Linked DNA regions of Homo sapiens: region 1 is linked to region 2. Evidence: chromatin loops called from intact Hi-C (ENCODE). Cell type or tissue: A673. All regions are shown on one strand. Each heading gives the region's core, and the rest is flanking DNA. Links, peaks and the distances in the headings are about the cores only.

Region 1 (10,029 bases), core at 1,018-9,017, 320 kb before region 2:
CTGACTTCCACCATCTGTCTTCCCCAACAGCAACATGGTGGCCCTGACCCTCCTGCATCGGCCTTATCACCGCCCTCCTCTTTTAGAGCCACCTCCCCTGCCTTCTATAAAACACTGTCTTGTCCTGGGAGTTTGAGTTGTATGTTTAAAGACTGTCAGCAGTGGTCGTCTGACAGGAGCAGGGAAAGTGGTTAGGTGACAGGAATTCAGTTAGATGATGTCTTCATTTTTAGAGTAAGCCCATTTTACTTAAATGATCAAGAAAACAGAAAAGATCCTTTAAAAATCTATTCTTCTTGGAAGTGGAAACTACATGATGAGGACACGTGGACACAGAGAGAAGAACTACAGACAGTGGGGTCCACCCAATGGTGGAGAGTGGGAGGAGGAAGAGGAGCAGAGAAAAATAACTACTGGGTACGAGGCTTAGAATCTGGGTCACAAAACAATTTGTACAACAAACCCGCATGACATGAGTTTACCTGTATAACAAACCTACACATGTACCTCTGAACCTAAAATAAAAGTTTTTGTTTTTGTTTTTGTTTTTTTAAAAGAAAGAAACTTTACAGGCTGGGCATGGTGACTCACGCCTGTAATCCCAGCATTTTGGGAGGCCAAGGCTGGCGGATCACTTGAGGTCAGGAGTTCAAGACCATCCTGGCCAACATGGCAAAACCCCATCTCTACTAAAAATACAAAGAAGAGCCAGGCATGGTGGTGCACACCTGTAATCCCAGCTACTGGGGAGGCTGGGGTAGGAGAATCACTTGAACCAGGGAGTGGGAGGTTGCAGTAAGCTGAGATGGCACCACTTCACTCCAGCCTGGGTGACAGAGTGAGACTTTGTCTCAAAAAGAAAAAAACTTTCCAGTTGTACACATAAACAGGCACCCATATGAGCATGCATGTACATACATGCCAATTTTGCCAATAAATTATGTACAGTATAGTTATACATATGAAAAACAAATCTGCTCTTCCTCCCAGTTTCTTCTTGATTGCACTTGCATTCCTTGTCTTCCTCTCTTCACCTGACTATGCTGTTACCTTAGGCCTTTTCTATCCTTTCCCTCTCTGTTTTATGGCTCTGCTCACTTCGTTGTGGCTTAGTGGAACTGAAGGAGGCCTTGGGGCTGGTGGAGCTGGGTATGCCAGCCCTGAGGGCTGTGTCTTCAGCCAGATCATTTAATCTCTGCTCCTCAGTTTACTCATCCATAGGAAAAGCTAACATTTTTCAGGTGCTTACTCAGGCCAGGCATGTTACATATATTAGTTCATTTAATCCTCACAGTAACACTACGAGGTTGGTAACGTTAGCCCCACATGCACACACTGAGGTACAGAAAAATTAAATCACCTCCCCAGGATACACAATGACAGTAGCTCCTCTACTTTTTCCAGTCTTGTGGCTTCAGAGTCTGTCCTTTTAGCACTATGCTATGCTGTTTCTTTGGGGAAGACAAAAAAGCCTCAAACTGAATTCCACATACCTGTGTAACAGTACTCTTTTGTTGATTAGAGATAACATGGGAGGTGGAGGTTGGACATACAGAATGCCTGGCACATAGTAGGTGTAGCTGTCATCAAACTCCTCTAATGAGTGTCACCCTAAGCTTCCTCCGCACAGCTCCATTAACTCTGGCAAGTGTGTCTGCCTCCATAGCCCACAGGGATCTTAGTTTGAGCAGCTGTCTTCTTTCTCAGCCATTGCTGCTCCCTCTTCAGCCATTCTGCTCACTGTGCCACCTCCCCCTCTCCATCTCACCTTCCCTGCTTTCTGGATGTTTCTGGCATCAGCTTCCATTTTTCAGAACCCGTCTCCTCCCACCACCCAACTTGAGGTCCTCAGTTCTCTCAGCCAGACCATTTCTCTAACCTCCGCGTGGCTCCATTGGCCTCCAGTCTCTCCCCACACAAATTTGGCTGACAGGCAGTTGTCAGATTAATGGTCCTGGATGTGACTCCTTGATCTTGGACCTTGATTTTTCTCTCTGGCAGTATCCCCTGCCCAATACTCTGTTCTTGAGTCAAAATGGACTAGTTACTAGAGTCTCCAAACACACCTTGAGTTTTACCTCTGCTGAGATGCCCTTCCTGGACCAGTCTCCCACCTTAAGATCAAGTTCCAATGCCACCTCCTCCCGCAGCCTTCCCTGGGAGTCTCAAGTGCACGTGGACTTCCTCTCCCTTGCATTTTCCACTGGGTGTGTGTTGCAGGAGGTAGGTGATCAGCGTGCATGGTCTTTTACACCTCTATCTGATTTACAAGGTCTTACACAGGCTTGGGCCTCAATATTTGTTAAAAATATAAATGTGTAAATGGGAAAAACTGAAGTCCAGAAAGAGTCACTGACAAAATCAATAAATCAGGTAGTTGAGAGATGGCGTTACATAAAAATGTAGTTAGCCATATTGCCTGAGTTTAAGCCAACTCTAGCGTTTATTAGCTGGTGTGACCCGGGGCAAGTAACTTAACCTTTGTGTGCCTCAGTTTTCTCAGCAGCAATGTGGGAATAGTAATAGTACTTATCTCATAGGATGGTCATGAGGATTAAGTGAATTAATATTTATAAAATGTGTGAAATGATACTTAATACATTGTAAGCACTCAAATGTGAGCTGGTGTTGTTTTTTATTAATGGCAGGATCAGAATTAGAATCAAGAACCCTTGACTTCCAGTCCAGTGCTCTTTCTCCCAGGCTGCATGTCTTGGCACTGTGTAGCTACCTGCCACCCAATGCTCTCTGTTTCCTCAGTGTCCTTACTCTTTGTTCAACTTCCCCACTCCATGCAAAAAAAGATGCATGCACACAATATGTTTGCATGTGCATATACAATGAAGTCAATAGGTAAATACTGCTTTTTCCATTTAAGGCAGTCTAGAACTTTGATGATGCTATGTGGTCTTCAGGCAAAAAAGAAAGAAAGTAAGGGATCTTCTGTCACTCACAGTGCAGGGTAAACCTCTACTAAGAAAAGAGACAGCTACGGAATCTTTCATATCTTCTCTAGTTCCAAGATGCTTCCACTAGCAGTTTCTGAAAAGCCACCATGAGAGGTTCAGAACTCACATGAAAAAGAACACTGATTTTTCTGGAGCCAGGCAGAACTGGGTTTAGATTTCAGCTTTCTCATTCATTAGCTCTGGGATTTTGGGCAAGTTCCTTTAACCTCTGTCCCTGAGCCTTCATAGGGCTGTAGGGAGAATGGATGAACCAATCTGCAAAAGGCATTAAGCTCAGGGCCGGGCACCCAGCGAACCCTGCTGTTAGCTCTATTCCTTTGGGATGAATAGTGCTGGAACTCTCAGGGATTCAGAGCTGCTGAGGGTGAAAATGGGAAGCCCCGAAAGCCAGTTTGCCAAGACCATAGCTTGTGAAGCCATTCTATAGCTACTGAAGAAATATTTCCTCTCTTCCCTTGTGGTCCTTCCACTCTCTCCTGCTCTTCTGTGTACTGACTCAACCAGAGTGTCTTTTCTCGGAGATACAACTCCCACCAAAGAGAAGAGAAAGAGTCTAATTTTGGATCTCAGTTAATTTGGGAAGTGGCCTTTCTCACACTTAAAATCATGTGTCCCAGATGCATTTCCTAGTGGAAGAAACAAATCTCGTCATCTTGTCAGTCTCTAGTGCACTTTTCAAGCTGACCCAACATGATGTTGAGAGGACAAGTGATCATGCCTATCTCCTACACAAGAAGCCTGAGACTGAATGGTTTGCCGGGAGACTCTGGGGTCCTTATTGTTAGTATTTCAAGGCCTGCTCACTCAGTCCATGTTCTAAAACTCTATATGCAATGACAATTTTCTGTATGCTCTCCATTTAATAATAAGTTTAAAGTTTTATTTTTAAATAAAATGAACCTCTATTTTTTAAAGCCTTTAAATTGATTCAAACCCTTCTAAAACAGAGTTAATTCCTAAACTTCACCCTCTGCCGCCTACATGCCTTAGAAATAGAGTTTTCCATGGAAAACTCTTTTCATGGAAGACATACACTCAGAACACCTCACTTTGTGTGGCTACATTCTCATGAACTTTCCTGCAAAACACAGTGGGGACTGGAGACAACCTCCCTGGGTCTTTTGGGGCCAGCCTCTCTTGAGATACTGCTCTTAACCAAACCCAAGAGGGAGGTTCCTGGAAGGAGAAAGAGTGACTTGGGCCGTCAGTAGGTGGCGCCCGTTCCCCAGCATTAGCCCTGACCCTAGCTCAGCAGTACCAGGACATGTTCTTCCAGGTATGGGGTTCTAGAATGCAGGCCTCTTAGAGCAGATATCTCGTATTACCTCTTGGGATGCTGTTGCCCTGAAACACCAAGTTGTTCACAAAACTCTGCTACTCTAAATTTTAGAAAGGAAGCAGGATATTACATATTGTATTTTTAAAAGAAAACACATATTTATCTGGGATGATCACAATGGAAATTTTAAATACATGCATATCTATGTATGTATGTATATGCTATTCCCCTTTATGAAGCATACATCACACCAACACACCTCTCCTAATGCCACTGTCAGTCTATCCTCAACAAAAAAGATTTCTCCACCTTTTTCTGGTTTTGGAAGAGAGGTTAGGATTCCTACAAGCTAAATTGTAAAGAATAATCATTAAACTCATCTAGCTACCTTTGCAAATCCAGTGACTGCTCACATAACCCCTTCACAGATTCTCCCATAAGGTCCCACAACTTGTTTTGCATTTAAAATACATATTCATTTTTTGTGGGTCCTTAACTGGACTGACTTTATTGCAAGTCAACAGATATTTTAGCAGCTCCTACTCCTTGCTAGGGACAGAGTAGTACAGCAGGTCCTTAAATATCATCATTTCATTCAACATCATTTTGTGATAACATTGATGAGAAAAACAAAATCAGTTCCTGGCCAGATTCACTGTGTGGAGTGTACATGTTCTCTACATGTCTATGTGGGTTTTCTCTGGGTACTCCGGTTTCCACCCATACCCCAAAGTGTGCATGCTAGGTGAATCAGCATGTCTAAATGGTCCCAGTGTGAGTAAGCGTAGGCATGTGTGTGAGTGTGCCCTGAGATGGGACGGCAGCCTGCCCAGAGTTGGTTCCTGCCTTGCCCCCTGAGCTGCTGGGATAAGCTTCGACCATCTGCAACCCTGAACTGGAATAAGCTGGTACATAATTATCTTAGTTATTTTTATTAATCTTTTAAAAATGTATGCATAGCTCAAATTTATTTCCGTGTTTAATATGAGAAGTGTTGGTGATCTTTATTTAGAAGAAGTTTTTGTGACCAGAAAAACCATCATAGGAACTTAACTCTTGTTTATATCCATTAGCCGTTGGTAAAATTGGTTTTTTAATATGTTTTGCTTAAAGTCACAGTGTCTAAGAACCTATTGACAATGTTAAGTGAAGACTTGCTGTCCCTTCAAGGAGATTAATCTAGTTGAAAGATGAGGATGCTTGAGCAGGGCACTTAGAGTAAAGAAAAGATGGTCTTTGATATCCTATTGGCTAAGAAAAAGAAAGAATGTATTCAGTGCCTTTCGACTGCAAGGTTAAGCTCAAAATATATTCTTGCATACTTTAAGTACCGGTCTTTACATCAGAAATGAGGTGGAGATCAAGTTCTCTTGTACTTAGCCTGTGACCCAAGCTGCCATCATCAATCCTTAGCACAGCCTTTCCTTACCCATGCACTGGCTTCTCAGTGAAATCTTCCAGAGAGTTTTTTACAGTACTGATGCCTACCCTAAAGATTCCGATTTAATCACTGTGGGATGCAGCCTCCACACACATTTCCCGAGACATTCTTCTTGCAGCCACACTTGAGAACCACTGCTTTAAAGGCATTTGTAATTGGTATGTCTTTAGGAAGCAGATGTCTTTTTAAAAATATCAGTCTAAAGAAGACACAAAATCCCTATGAAATAACAATGGCAAAAAATGCTAAAGTGAGTATAAAACATTTTAGATTACGTATTGCTTACGATTATTCATCCTTTTATATGATACCTATTTTCATTAGTCATAGATTCTAAATGTATCTTTTTTAAAAATCAGCAGGTTGATCACAAAGGTGGTCTACAGAAAAAATTAAGAGAAAGAAAATGAGCAGGCATTATTCAAGTTCCTACTATGTGAAACATTCATGAAGCTCAGAATTTATTTACTGTTCATTTTGTCTGGGACCTAAAGAATTCAAACCATTGAGAGTGAATGAAGTAGCACATGTAAAAGAGTACTCTGTAAACTTTAAGCTGCCAAGCAGATGGAAGTTATTATCAATAACCTTCTTCAGCCTTACTCAAGCCAAGGGAATTGTTCCTTGTATGATTGATGATAAATAATATTAAAAAAGCACATCTACATGGTAAAATCTCTGTGAAGATAGACTTAGAAAGAACATGTGTATAATGTCAGAAAAGCAACTAGAAAAATTATAGAAACTGAGGAATGTCAAAGTAAGTTATTTCAGCAGCTGGGAAAGGAGGAAGCATGCTTTAAAATGCATGCTTTGAACAAATGTATTGGTATTCTTGGGAGCCAGGGTCTTGCTGCGGGAGAAGTGGTGGGTGGAAGGCAGTTACAATGATGGAAAGTGGGGAGGTAAGGAAGAGTTATCTGGTGTTTGATGGGAATTCGAGGGGCCAGGATGAACCCACAAATTTAAAGAAATGTATATCTCCCAGTTCTGTTCACTGAAAGCACCTAGAATCAATGACATCTCAGTAGTCGTGAGCACACCTAGGGCCCAGAGTTTCGTTTCTGAATACATCCCTCACTAAAAGGAAGCACGGAGAAATGGCTGATTCCAGGACTAGGGCAGGGAAAGTACAAAGCGAGCCGTAAGCATCTTGTGACAGAACGTAAACCCTCAAAAATATAAGGGGCAGTGTCAAAATAACATAGGAGCCAGCTTGAAAGAGCTCCCTCTGGCCAATTATGGGCAATTTTAGCTTCAAAATAACAACAATAAGTTATAAAACATTGGCAGCAAAAAGAGTCCAGATGTTCACACAGAGATAAAAAAATATATAAATAAGTAAATAATGGGGAAGAGAAACCTCTTTTTTACAGTGAAATACTAACAAACATAGAAGAAATGTTTGTTTTAAAAATCACAAACTTGCAGCCTCTGCAGTAATAACAGATGAAGATGACAGTCTTCAAAAGATGCTAAAACTATTAGGTGAAAGTTTGTTGGTGAACAGGATATTTTCAGAGCCTCAAAATATCTCCCCACAGATTACTTGCTGATTGCAAAGGGGGGAAGTTCCTGTACAGTGGGTTCATCAAAGTGACATCATGTGCCTCCCGGAGTGAGCTGCTGAGGACACAACAGTATTTACATGGTATTCCTGCCAAAAATGCACAACCTGAATCTAATCATAAGGAAATGATCAAGCACTCAATTGGAGGGGCATTCTGTAAAACAGCTGGCCTGTACTCTTCAAAAATGTCAATGTCATGAAAGACATGAGGAACCATTCTAGGGTAAAGGAGACAAAATATACATGACAACAAAATGAAATGAGTGATCTCAGCTGGATTCTGAATGAGAAAAAAATCACAAAATTGAATATTAATTGTATATTAGGTAATGGTATTGCATTAATCCTGAATTTGATCATCATACTGTGGTTATGTTAGAAAATATCACTGTACTTAGGGGCAACATTCTAAAATTTTATGGCCATTATATCCATAGCTCCCTCTCAAATGATCCAGATGGGGGAGCAGGAAGAAACAGAACTCAAATGTGGCAAAATGTTAACAACTGGTGAATCTGGGTGAAGGTACATGGAAGCTCATTATTCTATTCTTGCAACTTTTCTGAGAACTTGACGTTTTTCTAAGAAATGATTTTAAACATTTTTAAATGTTTTAAAATTTATTGTGTAATGTGTTTTGGTAAAATCCAAATACTAACACTTTTTTTTTTCTAGAAACAGGTTCTTCCTCTGTCACCAAGGCTGGAATGCAGTGGCATGATCATAGCTCACTGTCACCTCAAACTCCTGGGCTCAAGTGATCCTCCTGCCTCACCCTCCCAGGTAGCTAGGACTATAGGTGTTTGCCACCACGCCTGGCTAATTTTATTTTGGGAGGTAGAGACAGGGTCTCACTATGTTGCCCAGGATGGTTTTGAACTCTGCCCTCAAGCTATCCTCCCACCTCAGTCTCCTACTAGTACCTCTTAAAATGTTATCACAAAATTTCTACCCCAATAACGTTATTGAAATATACTTGATCAGTAATATGAGTAAACTAATATTAATGAATGATTTAGAACCAGAATTCTAATCTGTCTACGCATGGCTCACAGATTTGTTTTGTTCGGCCTATAGAATTGGTCCTTACAGTAGGTTAGTAGAGGGGGTTGTGTGTGTGTGTGTGTGTGTGTGTGTGTGTGTGTGTGTGTGCGCGCGCACAAGAGTCAAATTAGTTGCTAAGTAAGAAACATAAAAATCATGATTTTCAGCTTCTTTTGAAAAATCAAAAGCTGGCAACATTTGACTTCCCAATGGGCGTATCTGAGTCACAGCCACCCCACTTTTGACATGTCATGTTTTTTATAGGTCAACAAATTCCCTTCCATTCTGAATGTCTCTGAATGTCTCCCTGACCCTGCATGCTTCATTCACTCCAGTTGCCTGACTAGCCCCTAAAAGAATTTGAGTTTGTGAGCTGACTTTTGGATAATAAAGAATAAACAGGAAAGTAAGACCATCACCTCTGGAAGGGAGTTGAGAAGGAGGTGGGACTGAAAAGGCATCTTCAGTTCACCATGCCTCAAACTGAACTCTTACTTTCCCCTTCCTGACCCATCCCCACTTTATTGCCAAGCCAGAAACTTAGGGATTTATCCTTCACACCTTTCTCTCTGTCAATACATCTATCAAATCTATTTCTAAATTCTGTAGATTTTACTTCTTAAATATTCTCAAATCTGTCTGTTTCTCTCTATTTCCAACACAAAACCCATCATCATCACCAGCACTACCAATACCACCATTACCACCTACACCATCACCATCATTACTGTTGCCACCATCACTACCTCCATCATCACCACCGCCATCACCACATCACCACTACTACTATCTCTACTATCACTGCCAGCACCCCGGGAACCATCACCATCATTATCACTGCTATTGGTTTCAGCACCATCACCACACTATTCCAAGCACCCAACATTGTATTATGTCTTAAGAAGGCTTCCTAAGCGGTCCATCCATATTCATTCTGGTCTCTCTTCAATCTGATCATTACACTGAAGGCAGGTAAGTTTTTTCAAAATGCAAGTTTTGAAAGTCTGTCTCCTGCTTGAGCATTTTTCAATGGCTCCCACAGCTCTCGAGATACAAAGAACGTTGCTTGAGAAGGCTGTAAGTCTCTGCTTGGTCTAGACCCCAGCCATTTCTGCAGCCTTATTTCATACCTTTCCCTCCTCTGCTCTTCTATTCCAGTCATCCTGCTAATTTTTAAGTCCCCAATACTCAGCATGGTCTCCGCTTTTTTTAAAATCTCAAGGCCGGGCGCGGTGGCTCACGCCTGTAATCCCAGCACTTTGGGAGGCCGAGGCGGGCGGATCACAAGGTCAGGAGATCGAGACCATCCTGGCTAACACGGTGAAACCCCGTCTCTACTAAAAATACAAAAAAAATTAGCCGGGAGTGGTGGCGGGCGCCTGTAGTCCCAGCTACTCGGGAGGCTGAGGCAGGAGAATGGCGTGAACCCAGGAGGCGGAGCTTGCAGGGAGCCGAGATGGCGCCACTGCACTCCAGCCTGGGCCACAGAGCTAGACTCCGTCTCAAAAAAAAAAAAAAAAAAAAAAAAAAAAAAAAAAAAAAAAAATCAGGTGCCTAGAACTGGATTAATCATAATCCTTGGTATATGTTATGCTATTAAATTACCCAGTGCATGGTCTTCTCTATTTACGTAATTAAAATAAGAAAATGAACATTTCAGAACTCCCCACCCACCCACCCCAGTATCGAGAGCATTACCAATAACTTACATGTCTCTTTGTGAACC
Region 2 (10,029 bases), core at 973-8,972:
CATGAAGATCTTGGAGAAACAAAGATAGTTTCAGTGAAATTCATCAAACTCTGAAAGATAATGAAGGTCTTGGGGTTACAGTCATCAGGAATTCTGATTAGGACAACCTTTAATGAATGCTTGCTGTTTGATGTATTAGAAGCTCTGTCATGATAAGCTTCATAGAAACAGAGGTCCTGACTGTTATATTAAATATATTCTGCACAGTACTCTCAACAAAGTAGAAACAATAACAAATTATATTAATTGAAATTCATGGGGCAATACGAGAAACGCTGAGTATCAAAATATTTTTTATAATTCTCAAAAGTGTGGCCTTTTAAATGGAGATCATTCAAGTGATGGAAAAGTCAAGAAAATCGTCAGGGTTGCTGTGGGAATAGAAATCGTCAAAGACAACATCAAAATGAGTATCCTGAATTTGGGTTCAGATAATGCCCCCCAAAGAATTAAATTATCAACGGAATATCTGCTACATCCTTCAAGATCCTTCAGTAATATCAATTTGCGAGCCTCTGTCAGTTTCCTCTTTGTTAAATGGAGACCATATCTGCCTTGGCTAACTTGAGAATTGTTGGGAGAAAAATATCTTACGTAAAAAATTGAAAGCGCAAAATAAAGATAACTACTGTCGCTACTCTATTTAGTCATAATAGCTATAACTAAACAAACAAATCTTACTGTTAATCTGCAACAAAAGGAGGCTTTTATAACTATGTGACAATGTAAATATGGCAATGATTTCAGCCTGATTAGATAAAACTTCCACCTCTCAGATCAATACTGGAAATCAGTATAATTTGGTACCTTGAGTTGGGCATCAAAACAGAGCTACTAAACAGAACAGCAGGGGTACTAACCAAGATAAAGATCAAACCCTGTCAGGAATAAAACGTTCAGGTCCCAAGAGTTTCTCTCCTAATAGAAGCCCAGATGAGCATGAATCACTTACTGGAAAACCCAGAGCCGTCTTCATGAGCACCTCCCTACACCTCCTAGGGTGCGAAGGTGTCAGCTTGGGCTCTGGGAAAAGAAAATCTCGTGTGTTTTCTTCGTAGTAGGCCAACTCATCCCACACTAGAAAGAAAATAGAAAAAGCATAAATATCTGTATTTACACCTCCAGGCTTAACAAAATAAAAGTTCAGGCAGATGATGGCAGAGATGGCACTCAGGTAAAAATAGACATATTGATCCTAGCACATGTTATTCAAGAGGAGACTAATTTCTACTACTTTTTATCTCGTGGATAATTTTTTAAAGCCTTCCAAAGTCATAACAGAGAAAAAAAGACTAAAGAGATGTTCTACAAAATAGAACAAAAAGGAAAAACTATCTTTCCATATATCCATCCAATTTTTCCTGCAACAAATTTTTACTAATGATAAACCTTAACCCAGGCACTGAGGATAGAACAGGAACAAGGTGGACATAGCATTGTTCACACAACTTTACAGTTTAGACTGGGGTTCAATGTGTTCTGTGATGCATGGATGCCAAGGGCCCAGATGACAGCTACAGCTGTGATTCTCAGCAGGGGTACCAACCCCGAGGACATTTTGGACATTTGTGGAAATATTTCAGGGGCAGTAGCCAGAGGTGTGAGGGAGTTCTGCAGTGCTCAAGACACTCATGCACATCACACTATCTCCCCCATCCCCAGTGACTTTCTAATATTCTGCAAACATTCTTGCAGGCTAAAAACTATTTTATAATTGTCTGAGCCTAGAACTTAACTAACTATGTAACTGAAAATAATTATATAACTATGTTGCATGTAAACACAAAGCCTTTTTTTTTTGCATAATTTGGAAATACACTGAATTTTTCCAAGTACCGTGTAAATCAAGGAACAATTGTATTTTGTTTTGTTTGGATCTTTAACCAGACCTGTTTGATATTTTGGAAATCATGTCCCATCTAAATGCTTCATTATGCTTGATACTTACATATTAACATATACATTTTATTATAAACCACTTTCATTTTTCCTTTATATTACAATCAGAATATTATATTAATTTTTTACAGTGACTTGTATAAGTTGATTATATTAACTACAAATATTTTCAGTATCATAAAAGGGATACTACAAAATACTCATTACCAAAAGATCTTGGGTCTAATGGGATGAACAATTACTGAGCCGAAGGACAGAAAGCTACCATCTGAATCACCTTTGACCACACAGCAGGTGCCACACAAGTGATCTGGACTGAGAGTGGTCCCCGCACAGAGGACCATCAAAAAAGTAACTATAGCCAATGAGGCAGTTTTGCTATTTAGTGGCTGCCACTTTACTTATGAGAAGAATTCTGATGAGGGTTGCTTTGTTTTCAGTACATCAACTGTAGAACATAATTGACCTTACATCAAATAATATGATGTATTAAATTCTTCCTCCTACTAACTCCATTTAATATTAATGTTTCAGTTCTACCGAGGAAAGAATCAAAGTGCAAAAAGAAATTATTCTATATTTTTCATCATAAATAGCATTTCTTCCCACTCGTGTGCTCCCAGCCACGCTCCAGCCACAATGGATTGATGTTCCCTCCTCAGCAATGTACTTCCACCATGCATGCTCTCCTGCATTACTGCCATGGCTGTAGTTGATCTCCCTGCCTCCATTCTCCTGCACTCAAATCCATTGTCCGCACGCTGCAACGTTTTAAATACATCAGACTGCCTTTCTCCTGCTTAAAACCTTCCAATGGGCTTCCCATCGCATTAGAATAAAATCTAAGCACCCTACCCTAGATTTCAAGACTCTATATAATCAGGCTTCTAATAATCTCTCCTAATTCATTTATTGCCACTCTCCCCCTTGATCATCGTTCCCTGTCATCCCTTACCCTTCTTGCTGTCCCTCAAACACGCCAAGCTCTCCTCCACATAACGGTTTTGCCTTATTGTTCTTCCTCCCTCTAAGGTTCCCTCTCTGGGTCTCTGCATGGCTGGCTCCTTCCTACTGAATAACAGGCTTGGTTTAAATGTCATCTTATCAGAAGGTGGCAACCCAACCTAACAGAGCACTCCTTCCCAGACACTCCCCATCACAATACCCTATTTTACTTTCAACGTAAGATTTACCACTAATTGATATTTTTGTTCATGTATTTATTCGTGATCTGCTTCCATCAAGGCTCCATGAAAACAGTGACTTTGTCTTTTCTGTACATTATTCTACTGCTGGCAGGGCTGTCCCTAGAAAGGTGTGAACTCAGAGCAGTTCAATCAATACAGGGCCCAGCCAAGACAATCACACCTGAAAAGGGGCCTCACTGTCAGCATCTTCAACAAGCCCCCTGAAATATCACTAACGGTAGACATTTTAAAATTGAACTTCAATGATGTTCTGAGATGAGTGGTGAAGTGCAGCATCCTGGATGCTGCCCCCAAACCTGTAGAACAACACTTGGGACATAATGGGGACCTGACAAATGCTTCTTAAATGAATGAACATGAGGACTAAAGTAAGATAACTTGCTTAAGTTCCAGCTTACGTTAGCCACTCAATAAGCATTAGCTACCCTCTTGGAGACTCAGTTTCCACACTGTTAAAAAAAGGAGAGAGACTAAATGTTCTCTGAAAGCTTTTCCAACTCTTACCCTTCATTCATTTTCCAATAATTTATTTTCATTCATACATTCAAAAAACACTTCATTCATTGAGAACCTCCTATGTAGTAAGACTTATAGACACTGGATTTACACTAGTGAAGAAGATAAATATAATCAATGCCCTCCAGGAGCTTACAGTCTAAGAGTATTAAACAATTATACAAATAAAGGTATAATTAAAAATTAATTTCCATAAGAGTAAATTACTAGGAATAAAGAGATAGAGAGGCTAGGAAGACAGGAGGGAAGATGGGTGTAATTATTATTATTATTATTATTTTTTGAGACGGAGTCTCGCTCTTATTGCCCAGACTGGAGTGCAGTGGCACAGTTTTGGCTCACTGCTACCTCTGCCTCCTGGGTTCAAGTGATTCTCTTGCCTCAGCCTCCCAAGCAGCTGGGACTAGAGGCACCCCGCCACCAAGCCTGGCTAATTTTTGTACTTTTAGTAGACACGGGGTTTCACCACGTTGGCCAGGCTGCTCTGAAACTCCTGACCTCAGGTGGTCCGCCTGCCTCAGCCTCCCGAAGTGCTGGGATTACAGGTGTGAGCCACCACGCCCAGCCAATGGGTGTAATTGTAACATCAATTATCTGCTTCATTTACTAGTCTCATCCTGGCCTTCTTCAACCATGCTCCTCTGACAATGCTCCCTGTGATGGGTATAATCCTCCCACCCTTGTTGGCCAAAAACAGACTCTGCCTCCATCCAGAAACTCTGAAGTACAACCTGCAAATGGAAAGTGATGTGTCAATTTCCCCAGCTATCACTAGCAACAAAACCCAACTTTCTCCTGAAGCTTATAGTGTTAAGAACTCTTTTCTTTTCTTTTCTTTTCTTTTCTTTTTTTTTTTTGAGATGGAGTCTCGCCCTGTCACCCAGGCTGGAGTGCAATGGCGTAGTCTCAGCTAACTGCAACCTCCGCCTCCCGGGTTCAAGCGATTCTCCTGCCTCAGCCTCCCGAGTAACTGGGACTACAGACGCGCACCACAAATTCAAGTTCTAGGGTCAGGCAGGGTTGGGTTCAAATCCCTGCTCCACCACTTACCAACTATGTGATCTGGGGCAAATCATGTAAACTACTTAACTTCAGTCTCCTCTTCAAGAAAATGTAAAAACTGTCATTGCACCTGCCCTTTAAGACTACTGTAAAGACGAATGACAAAGCCATGTAGAATGCACAGCATAGCACCTGACATTGCCTACCATTACCACGATTGCTCCCTGACACCAGCCCAGCAGCGGCCCCAGAACTGCTTTGGTTTCTGTAAACATCATTATGTTCCTACTGGGAACAAACACCTAGATGCATGATATGATGTTCTACACAGGAGGCCTTTCCTTTTTCCTCTTTCCTTTCATATGCTTTTGGCTACTTCTTGTCCCTGCATCTAAAGGATAGCTGCTACATTATTATTCCTGTGTTTATCAAGAATTTAGATAAAAGTAAGAGGCTGGAAAATTGAAAGGGAGCTCATACCCTATCTTCAGAATCACAGGAATAAAAATAGACTGAAACAGGGTTAGACAAATAAATAGAAGGCTATGAAGCTTCTCAAGACAGTCTCTCTGGTGTGGTCATTTTCTAGAAATCCAAACTGCCACCAAGTGTGAAAACGTCAGCACACTAAGAGGATGGTACAGCAAGAGCCTAGGTTAGAAATAATAAACATATTCACAGGCTGAACAAGTCTTATAGGTCAAGGGAAGTATCTGAAAGAACTCAATGTTCTTCTTAAGAGCTAATTACACAGACAGTGACATCATCAATGGCATCAACGAACTTCTCCCCCAAAAAGGAAACAAATGAGACTTTAAGAGAAATAACAATTTTAATAACAACATTGGCTGAAGGAATATCCAACATTTTTAGAGCATGTCAGAATTGACAGCGCGCTTCCAGATGCAGGATCACATTTGATTCCCTCTTTACAGATAAGGAAACTGAGGCTCTGAGAGTTTGACCTGTCATGATGCCACACGGCTAGTGATACCACATGGCAAAGAAGGAATTCAAAACCAAATAATCTGAGGCAAAAGTTCTTTCCTTGCTAATGCCTATAAAAGTATAAAAGCATTGCTATGAAAGTATAAAATATTGCTATAAAAGCACTGCTATAAAAGTATAAAATTAAGCCCTGTTAAGTGAATGGGTGCCCACTAGAATAGGCTTTTACAGTTGGACTGAATATACCTGACTTACCCAAAGCGAAGGTATTTATCTCAGAGGTTAATAAAAAGAAAGCATCAAGCTCACTGTGGAACAGGATCACGCTGCCCCCCTGTGTCCATTCCTTTTTTCCCACCTTTGTAAACTGAAGAACAGGAAGGGTCTTTATTTCTTGGCAGCAAAGATCACTAGACTTCTTCATTCTTTAGCAGTAAAGCTATATGCACATCTGGATATTATTACTTGTATTATTAATTTACTTGTACCATTAACTTAATGATCATAACATGTCTTTTGAGTATAAGTGTGTTTGAAAGCAATGAGAAAAAATATCAAGCAATAAATACAGCTAAATGAAAAGGTAACAATTCAGCCAATAGAGAAATTGGTCCCTGAGAACCCAAATATGGCCCATGTGACCCCACAGTGCAGTCCACAGGAAACTTTAAGAAAAAAAAAAAATTTTTGCTAGTATCAAGGATCAGCAGATCATGAGGGCTCACTGCCACTACTACGTGCCCGGAGCCACCAGCATCACACTAGGAAGACTGGCACAGTGTAGATCATGTGCAAAGTATGCCTGTAAAAACATACCTTGAACAAATTAATGGATCAAACTGTACTACATCTGAAGCTAAGTAAAATCAATTGTTATTTTGAGCAATTCAAATTTAATTCCACTAAAATTATAATCTGAAATTGAGAGATTGTAAATTAAAAAAACAAGTATAACACAGTTCCCATTGTGCATCTTATTAATTTTTGAGTTATAACCAGTATTTATGCACTCAGCTAGAATATTCTGCAATCATTCTTTTCAAACAACTATTCTTGCAACCTTTTCACAGATGGGCTTCTTGTCACATGAAAAACATATAGCACTCCAAGACATATTAAGTTTTAACAAGCAAGTTGCAGAATATATATAGTCAACATATATATAGGTGTGTGTGTATATATGTTGAAAATACATATTCTGCAACTGACTTTTTAAAATGCAGTATATCTTGGACTGTCATATGTCTTTCAAGAGACCAGAAAACCAACATTTAGTATATTCAACAACCATAAAATATATACACACGTAACTATATATACTAAATACTAAATATATTCGTGTTTATATATACTGTATTTAATATATAGTCATCCCTAAGTATCCACAGGAGGTTGGTTTCAGGAACCCTTGCAGATATGAAAATATCCATGAATGCTCAAGTCCCTGATATAAAATGGTGTAGTTGCGGTGAGTTGGTCGAAGGTAAAAAGAGCATAATAATAAAACATTAAAAATAAGAAATAAAATGGTGTAATATTTGCATATAACCTATGCACATCCTCCTGTATACTTCAGATCATCTCTAGATTACTTATAATACCTAACATAATGTAAATGTTATCTAATAGTTGTTATGCTGTATTGTTAAGGGACTAATGACAAGAAAAAGTCTGTACATGTTCAGTACAGACACAACCATCATAGGCCTAACTACATTTTCGAGTAATGGTTAGCCAAATTCATGGATGTGGAACTTGACAATCAGAAGGTCCAACTATATATAGGGTATGCGCGTGCATGTGTGGTTATTTTACGGTTGGCTGAATGTACTAAATGCATTTTAGAAGGTTTAAAAAGACACACATCAAATTGTTTTGTTCTGTTTTGTTTTGTTGAGACAGGGTCTCACTCTGTTGCCCAAGCTGGAGTGCAGTGGCAAGATCACAGCTCACTGCAGCCTCAACCTCTTTGGCTCAGGTGACCTCCCCAGCCTCCCAAGTAGCTGGGACTACAGGCATGCACCAGCACACATAGCTAATTTTTTTATTTTCAGTAGAGATGAGGTTTCACCATGTTTCCCGGGCTGTACCTGAACTCCTGTGCTCAAGCAATCCACCCACCTTTGCCTCTCAAAGTGCTGGGATTACAGGCGCAAGCCACCATACCTGGCCCACATCAAATTGTTAATGGTAATTATCTGTCAGGGATTGTTGAATGGGCTTTTGACATTTTCTTTTACATACTTTCGTGTTAAATTTTTTATAGTGAGATTACTTAGGTATTGAGTAACTTTTTTAAAATCCATGTAAAATTAAATAAGACCAAAGTGGGCATGCTTCTACTTCCTCAGCATACTAAAATATAATGTGCCAGCAGTGATATATGTTTGAACATAAAATTGGGTCAAATAAGAATAAAAAACTTATGGAAAAAAACTCAATGCCCTGATTTCAGCCTGTCACTTTTAGGCTGAAAAACATTCAGTGAGAATTTCTGAAAAGTAGTCAGGAGGCACCTGCTCAGTTCCGTCTACCTATGAAGGTAATGACATCTCCAAAAGCACCTATTCTTAAATTCACAGAGTGGGGTTCTTTTCTGTCTCCAGCGGCAGCCTTTGCCAAAGAACCAAGAAGCAGAAGAAAGAACTACAGACTCCTGGGTTCACTGCACTTCACTTGGGCCCTTGACCTGCTCCAGTGATATCCACAGCAGGCAGGACTATGATCCCTATCAAAAGCCTCCTCAGTCCTCTTTGCTTTAGTTGAGACATTTGCTAGTCTCATCTTCCTTCTCCCATGCTCTCTTAAGAAAAAGAAAAGCACACACCATAAAACATCAAAATAACACAACAAAACAGGGAAAATATAACTGTTTTAAGCATAACTGATTGAAAACATTGTTAAAAATAAGAATTTATAACAAAATCAACATTTATATCCAGACATCACTCCATAAGTAATCAAAGGACAGTGACAGTCACTTTATACAGAAGGAAAGAAAGAAAACAAATCATAATATGGGAAAATGAAAATTTTTAAGAAGTTTTAAATTTAAGGTTGTCACAGTCACATCTAAAAGGGAGATAGATCATAAAATAGGATAAAATATATTTTTATCTATTTATTTATTTAGATGGAGTCTGGCTCTGTGGCCCAGGCTGGAGTGCAGTGGTGCAATCTTAGCTCATTGCAACCTCTGCCTCCCGGGTTCAAGCAGTTCTCCTGTCTCAGCCTCCCAAGTAGCTCGGATTACAGGCACCTGACATCATTCCCAGCTAATTTTTGTATTTTTAGTAGAAACAGGGTTTCACTATGTTGGCCAGGTTGGTCTCAAACTCCTGACCTCATGATCCGCCCACCTTGGCCTCCCCAAGTGCTGGGATTATAAGCGTGAGCCATGACATACTTTGCAAACACAACAAATCCAATTGACAGTATCCAGCATTAACTAGGATATGGGGAAGGGGCATGCCATGCACTCCTGGATGCAGTAGAAGTATTGGAACCTTATTGGGGATCAGTTTACCCCAGTTTAAAAGGCATGGTTCAATCTAGTAATTCTATTATTTGTAAATATACCAAGAGAGAAATATTTTTATAAAAATGTGGAAAAAAAGAAAATCTAAATGCTCAACAATATTAATTTATGGATAACACCACCACTATGGAAAAATACACAGCTATTGAAAATGACAAGTAAACTACAGGTAATAATGTAAAGTAAGAAAAGTAAAACCCAAAATACTATGGAAATACTATTTATAGACCTATAAAAAACACATATGTAAATTAATAAAATTCTTTATAGCTATCAAAATAATGATGTAGGCCGGGGGCAGTGGCTCACGTCTGTAACCCCAGCACTCTGGGAGGCCGAAGCAGGCAGATCACCTGAGGTCAGGAGTTCGACACCAGCCTGGCCAACTTGGTGAAACCCTGACTCTACAAAAAATACACAAAAATTAGCTGGACGCATTGGCAGGTGCCCATAATTCCAGCTATTCAGGAGGCTGAGGCAGGAGAATCACTTGAACACGGGAGGTGGATGTTACAGTGAGCTGAGCTTGCATCACTGCACTCCAGCCTGGGCAACAGAGCTAGATTCTGTCTCAAAAAAATCAATTTGAAAAAAAAAGATGTAGATTTATGCATTTAGAAATGACAACATAGGCAAGGCATGGTGGCTCATGCCTATAAACCCAGCACTTTGGGTGGCCAAGGTGGGAGAATCACTTGCATCCAGGAGTTTGAGACCAGCCTAGGCAACATAGTAAGATGCCATCTCTGCAAAAAAAAAAAAAAAAAAAAAAAAAAAAAAAAAAAATGTAGCTGGGCATGGTGCATGCCTGTAGTTCCAGCTACTGGGAGGCTGAGGCAGGAGAACTGCTCAAGCCCAGGAGGTCATACCACTGCATTCAGTCTGAGTGACAGAGTGAGATCTTGTCTCAAAAAATAT

Evidence for each region. Hi-C counts contacts between places; a loop is a spot of excess contacts. Peaks named below come from ENCODE experiments on the same cell type or tissue, not always from the same donor. Only the 100,000 strongest peaks of a DNase experiment are listed, where the experiment ranks them.
Region 1: it touches region 2 in a loop (6-fold over the local background); 20 of 110 quality-filtered maps call a loop at or near these places.

Annotation. Positions count from the first base shown.
Region 1 is chr9:4,311,615-4,321,643 of GRCh38, forward strand. It overlaps a transcript of GLIS3 not described here. Among named protein-coding and RNA genes, the nearest start is that of GLIS3, 17 kb to the left of the region's middle. In A673, for the core only: a CTCF peak has its summit at 4,184 (motif pointing right); DNase peaks (open chromatin) are centred at 4,187 and 7,337.
Region 2 is chr9:4,634,323-4,644,351 of GRCh38, forward strand. It overlaps SPATA6L (spermatogenesis associated 6 like), which reads right to left. Exons shown (of 12, transcript NM_001353486.2): 4 at 953-1,077. Among named protein-coding and RNA genes, the nearest start is that of PLPP6, 23 kb to the right of the region's middle. In A673, for the core only: a CTCF peak has its summit at 5,906 (motif pointing left); a DNase peak (open chromatin) is centred at 5,909; H3K27ac peaks cover 1,691 bases.